Linked DNA regions of Mus musculus: region 2 is linked to region 1. Evidence: chromatin loops called from intact Hi-C (ENCODE). Cell type or tissue: left cerebral cortex. All regions are shown on one strand. Links, peaks and the distances in the headings refer to the core of each region. The heading gives the core; the rest is flanking DNA.

Region 1 (2,907 bases), core at 245-2,744:
TTTCTTCTGCCCTGCGGGCACAAGCCTGAGGACAGTGAGAAAAGGCACCCAGGGGTGCAGAACTACCAGGTGCATCACACTGTATGTGCCCTGGGTGCAGATGGCGCGTCACCCCACCCCGGCAGGAGCTCCAAGCGGCTGGAGCCTCCAGGTCCCCACCAGCAGCGAGGCTGCACTGCGGACAGCGTCCCGAAGCTGCCGCCCCCGCCCCGCTAGCAGCCAGGTGTCCCTCTGGGTCAGGGACAGACGCCTCAGGCCCGGGCACCCCAACACCATGCGGCCGCCCGTTTACCTTCCACTTTGGTGAGGGTCAGGACCGGACTGTTGCAGGCGCTGAGCGGGGCCACCCTGGCCGAGTGCTTCTTCATGGTGAGCCGGCCGCCAGCAGGAGCGCCGCCGCCGATCGCCTACATCCTGGGGCCGGGCAGCGCGCCTCTCCGGGCCCGCGGCCTCCTGCTGGCCCTCGCCTCAGGCTCCCCCCCGGGCTGCAGCCCGCTCCTGTCGCCGCGACTCACTGCGGTGGCCGCCCCGCCGCGCACATCCTCCTGGCCGCGCAGCGCTCCACACACGCGCGCACAGCCTCCTACTCCCGGCTCGCTGCAAACTCCAACGTCACGTACAAGTGCACTCCCCACGCCCACCCGGCCGGCTCACCTGCTCCGCCCCCGCCCGGGACGCCCGCCCTGCAGCCCACGGTCGCGCCCTAGCTCCCAGGCGCGTCCTGACTGCGGCCCCAGGCCCCCTCCTTCTCCATGAGCCCTTCCATGAGGCCAGCGAATCTTAGCGAGACCCTTGGCAGTAAAGACAGTGTTGCACCAGTTTATCTACGCAGGTGGTTGGCTCTGCCGGGGCCCTGAATTGTTTTACAGAGAGTGAAGGTGGAGGTGGGATGGAGACCCCCACAACTTGCATTCCCTTCTGGAGGGCTAGAAGATTATTTTCTTTGCCCACCCCCCCCACCCCCCCACCCCCGCTACCCCACCCTATCCCCCAGGACAGCCCCATTCGGGGAAGAAAATACAAAGTCCTTAGAAGAAAACAAAGGCTTAAGAGCTAGAGTGACCAGCTAGCTGAGAGGAACACTTGCTGCTGGTACAGAAGATTTGGGTTCGGTTCCCACCCCTCACCTTCATAGAGGATGGCTCACAACCCCCTGTAACTCCAGTTTCAGGGGACCTGACGCCCTCCTCTGGCCTCAGCCGGCACCTGCACACACACACTGTGCACGTACAGCCAGGCAATACATATATACATAAATTAAAAAAAGACTTGAGAGGCCAAACTCCTGGGGGGACAAAAAGAAAGTTCTAGAAACTACTACACTGGTATCACTGTGCCCACCCCTAAAGACTACAGGGAGTTTCAGAGTCTGTCTCAGAATCGCTATTGCACTGTATGACATCATTATAATCTCCATAAGGGCAGCAGGTGCTCAGACACAGGTGGAGAAAGGTACCACCATGACAAAATTCCCTGAGTGCAGTTCCAACCAGCTGTTTCTGGTGCTGTCCACTTGCATATGCCCAGGTCTCCAGAGGAAGCTCCTAGAAGTAGCTACTCTTGATTCATCTTCCTGAATGGCAAAGATAAACACAGGGATACAATCTACACAGGGCCAGGGCTCCTCAAGGTTGCTCTCCCATCTCTGCAGGGAAGAGGTTCCCAGGTCACTGCAGAGCCCTCTAGTGGCAGTCTCTGAATTACTCTTCCTGGGAACTTGTCTCACCCAAGACCACTCACTACTGATGATGGTATAAAGCCATTCCCTTCTTTAGATACAAGCTTAGAGGTTAAATTAAATGTGCTAGTGTCTTAGGGTTTGTATTTTTGGACAAACATCATGACCAAGAAGCAAGTTGGGAAGGAAAGGACTTATTCAGCTTACACTTCCACATTGCTGTTCATAATCAAAGGAAGTCAGGATTGGAACTCAAGCAGGTCAGGAAGCAGGAGCTGATGTAGAGACCATGGAGGGATGTTACTTACTGGCTTGCTTCCCCTGGCTTGCTCAGCCTGCTTTCTTATAGAACCCAGGACTACCAGCCCCGGAATGGCACCACCCACAATGGGCTCTCCCACCTTTGATCACTAATTGAGAAAATGTCTTACAGATGGATCTCATGGAGGCATTTCCTCAAGGGAGGCTCCTTTCTGTGTGATAACTCCAGCTTGTGTCAAGTTGATACACAAAAGCAGCCAGTATGGCTAGGTTATACAGTCATGATATCCATCAAGATGCACCGTATGAGGTGAAGGCCAAACATGTCCTTAACCTAGGCTCTGCTCAGTGATCCTCAGGCCCATGTTGTCTGAAGGATCTTTGTGGGGGGAATCTTCAGCACAAAGTTACAGTTCTGAGAGCCTCAGAACTGAGGTCTAATCTTGATTAAATGCAGTTACAGGCATGTGTTTTAAGTCCCCCCTGTCATAGTCCATCCATAGGGCTGAAGTGAGGCTTAGACTTCCTAAAGACTACCAAAGCATGGGGACACGTCTTAAAGAGAGCCAATCTCCTGAGTTGCAGCTTTGCCGATGGAAGTGGTCACCTGGAGCCCCCCAGTCAGTCACCTCAGTGCAGGTTCTACCCGGAGAACAAGCAGCTCAGACTCTATCGCAAGGTTCCACCCCTCCCCCGCTTGTCTGTATGCGCAGGTTTTTTGCATGTGTGTGCACACAATTGAGACTAAGGTTAGAAGACTCACCTGTTGGCCCCCAAAGGCTGCCTATCATGTTTGTTTGAGACAGGTCTCCCACTGGCCTGGAACCGGACTAGTAGGGTAGGCTGGCCCCACACAGGTCAGCACTTCCAACTTCTAAAATGTGGGTTCTAGGGATTAAACTCTGGTCATTGGGCTTGCAAATCGAGTACTTTATAGACTGCGTCATCTCTATAATCTCAACTGTAAT
Region 2 (2,907 bases), core at 320-2,819, 140 kb before region 1:
TGGCGGCAGGAGTGTGAGGTCACGTTACATCTGTAGTCAGGAAGCAGGAAGGGATGAATGGTGATGCTCAGTTCATTTTCTCCCCCAACTCAGTTAACCTAACCTAGATCATTCCTCACCTGTGTGCCCGAAGTCTTGTCCCTTCTGTGACTCTAGGTCTAAACAGCTAACCTCACCTTGTTCTCATGCTGTGTGAAAATCACATTTGATATGAGTGTTGGTGGCCGTAGTAGGCTCTTTGCCCTCCTGGACCCCATCCCAGTTACTATGATTGAGCATAAACACCCAGGTCACCCAGGTTTGGGTTGCTAGGATACTCAACACCTACCTAGTCATGTACACAGCATCTGTTCTTGGTGGTTCTACGTCCTGAGAGTCTTGATAGCCATATGTGTCTGCAAGGGCTAGGGCTCCAGATGGCATTTCTTCCCCATGGCTGTCACCGTGTATGCAACAGCAGGACACAGTCCCAAGGGTCAGTGTGACTCTCACCTCCGCTGCCCTGTGTCTTTATTTATCTTGTTCTTTTTACCAGCTTCCTCTATGTCCTCACCCCAGTCCCCACTCCTGTCCGGTAGGCCTGGCCCAGGGGCTTGGTACAGTGAGGCCATTCAGTGCTGTCTTGACTGTTCTCTCAGCGTTGCCTGCATTACCTTGGGCTGCAGGGAGTGGCCCCGACACAAGGCGAACTCAAGCTGCTTCAGGGAAGAAGAGAGCAGAGGCTGCCTCCTACCTCTGCCGGTCCAGCATCCAGGAGCCTCTGCTCACAGTTAAGCCCCAAATAACGATTTTTCTATCTCATCTTCTGTCAGGGTGAAGAAAAAATTAAGGCAAGCATTTGTACATTTTTATCTGTTTTATCACATTTGGACATCATTGTTCAGAATATTCCAGAAAAGGTAAGTTTTGAATTGTTTGGGAGAAGAATTCATGAACTTGGCATTCTAATATAAAAAAGAATGTGTTTGTACAGTTTTGTTGTTGTTTGTTTCACGGTTAGTTGTCTTTAGGATGTGTTCCTTCCTTATTTTATTAGATATTAAAGAATTTCTTACAATGCCATTTGATCATATCCACCCCTCCCCCAATCTTCCCAAACCACCCTCTTCTCTAACTGACCTTAACCTGTCAAGTGTCCTTATGGGTTTAGCCCAGGCTAACCCTGAACTTCTGGTTGTCCTGCTGCCACTTCCCAAGTATCCCATGCCTGCTTCTTAATTCTGTCTCTGAGTGGCTCGAGGTGGCTGCTAGGGAGTTAAGAGCTCAGCACTTGATGGAGGAAGGTGGGTACCTCAGGTTCTCCGGGAGTGGGACTCCTATAGGACACTTCCTTACCTTTCAGCCTAGGTCAAGTAATAAGGTGGGGGTCACATTTCTAGAACATAATGACCCTGTCACACCAGCATGAAGATTGATGTCAACTTAGGTTGTAAGAGTGGGGGACATATTGTAGCCATTAGAAGAATGGGGACACTTAATGCTGTTTTCCTTGAGACAGTTGTGAGTGCTTCTGAGCTCATTTGCCTGGGAGGAAGAAACAACCCCACAGCCAGGCTAGTGAAAGGCTGGCAAGAGCTGTCAGTCCTCCATTCTTTACAGCCTTCCTCATGCTGTCACACCTCCCCCTCAAGCTGCTTCTTCTATCTTTGCAGAAGCTGGTTCTGAAGCAAGCTCTCACCGTTGCCCTCCAGTGGTGTCTGAGTCACAATTTCAGTGTTCGGCTCTATGCTCTGGTAGCCCTCAAGAAGGCCTGGCATCTGTGTAAAACACTGCAGTTTGAGGAGTGTGGCGCCTGGACCGCAGTCATCGAGTGCAGCCTCAGCCAAGCAGAAAGCATGCACGGAGCAGGGTAAGGACGCTTCATGGTTGTTCTTTCCAGCAGAGCCTTAGAGGAGCCTTGTTACCCTTTTCTCTGTCACTGTCCCACTGTGATAGAGCACAGAGGGCTTGGGTCAGTCCCATGCAACAGATGATGCTAAGATAGATAGATTGATGAGTCCAGATCGGGGGTTTTGGGTTTCTGCTGTTGCTGTTGTTTTGTTTTCTGAGACAGGGTTTCTCTGTGTAGTCTTGGCTGTCCTGAAATTTGTTCTGTAGATCAGGCTGGCTTCAATATGCCTGCCTCTGTCTCCCAAGTGCTGGAATTAAAGATATGAGCCACCAACACTTGGCCAGATTGGGGATTTATACTCATGGCTCCTGCATAGCAGGCAGGCAGCCTGGAGGAAGCCAGACTGACTTCAGAGTGGCCCCTCACCCCTCTGCTGCCCACTTCCAGTTGAGCATTGCTTTCTGTGGTGAGGTCATGGCTGCCTGGTGAGCACTGAGCTGTTTTCTCTGCCTGTGGATCCTAGATTAATGTCCCTGGTCCCTAAAAATATTTGGCTCCGATCTCATATATTATTATTATTATTATTATTATTATTATTATTATTATTATTATTAATAAAACTCCTGGTCCCAAATAGGGACACAGTCAGTGAGAATCAGGCATTCTGAGCTTTATGCTTTCTCTGTTCTCTAAGTGCACACCCCTCTTTGAGACCTCTGTGGCAGGCACATACCTCAGCAGGCCAGGTAGACAGAGGTCCTGTCTTTATGTGGCTCAGTCAGGTAAAGAGGACTGTCAAGTAGTCATCCCAGTGCCTTTCAGTAGGTGATAAGAACAGAGGGCACCATGGTGAATACATGTGGCTTAGAGAAGTCCTTTTACCAACATCATCTGTGACTTCCAAAAAAGCAGGAATTGGTGAGTGAAAAGAGATTTCTGGGTAAGAGAAGCAGCTTTAGGAATTAGAGATTGGTAGCAGGTGGGTCCCTGGCCAGTTCTGGGGACATGGGGCAAGTATCTAGGTATTCAGAGAACTGAAAAGAGTTAGGATGACAGTGACCAGTACCTGTAGGCCT

Evidence for each region. Peaks named below come from ENCODE experiments on the same cell type or tissue, not always from the same donor. Only the 100,000 strongest peaks of a DNase experiment are listed, where the experiment ranks them.
Region 2: a loop joins it to region 1, with 2.9 times the contacts of the local background. A loop is called at or near these places in 1 of 42 quality-filtered maps.

The regions. Positions count from the first base shown.
Region 1 is chr8:126,296,247-126,299,153 of GRCm38, reverse strand. All of the region lies in intron 2 of Slc35f3 (solute carrier family 35, member F3), which reads right to left. Among named protein-coding and RNA genes, the nearest start is that of Gm31165, 6.1 kb to the right of the region's middle. In left cerebral cortex, for the core only: CTCF peaks have their summits at 476 (motif pointing left) and 1,689 (motif pointing left); DNase peaks (open chromatin) are centred at 613, 1,222 and 1,659; H3K4me3 peaks cover 700 bases; H3K27ac peaks cover 648 bases.
Region 2 is chr8:126,432,790-126,435,696 of GRCm38, reverse strand. Tarbp1 (TAR RNA binding protein 1) reads left to right here. Exons shown (of 30, transcript NM_001159907.1): 23 at 813-899; 24 at 1,653-1,849. Among named protein-coding and RNA genes, the nearest start is that of Coa6, 12 kb to the right of the region's middle. In left cerebral cortex, for the core only: a CTCF peak has its summit at 1,692 (motif pointing left); a DNase peak (open chromatin) is centred at 1,651; H3K27ac peaks cover 1,193 bases.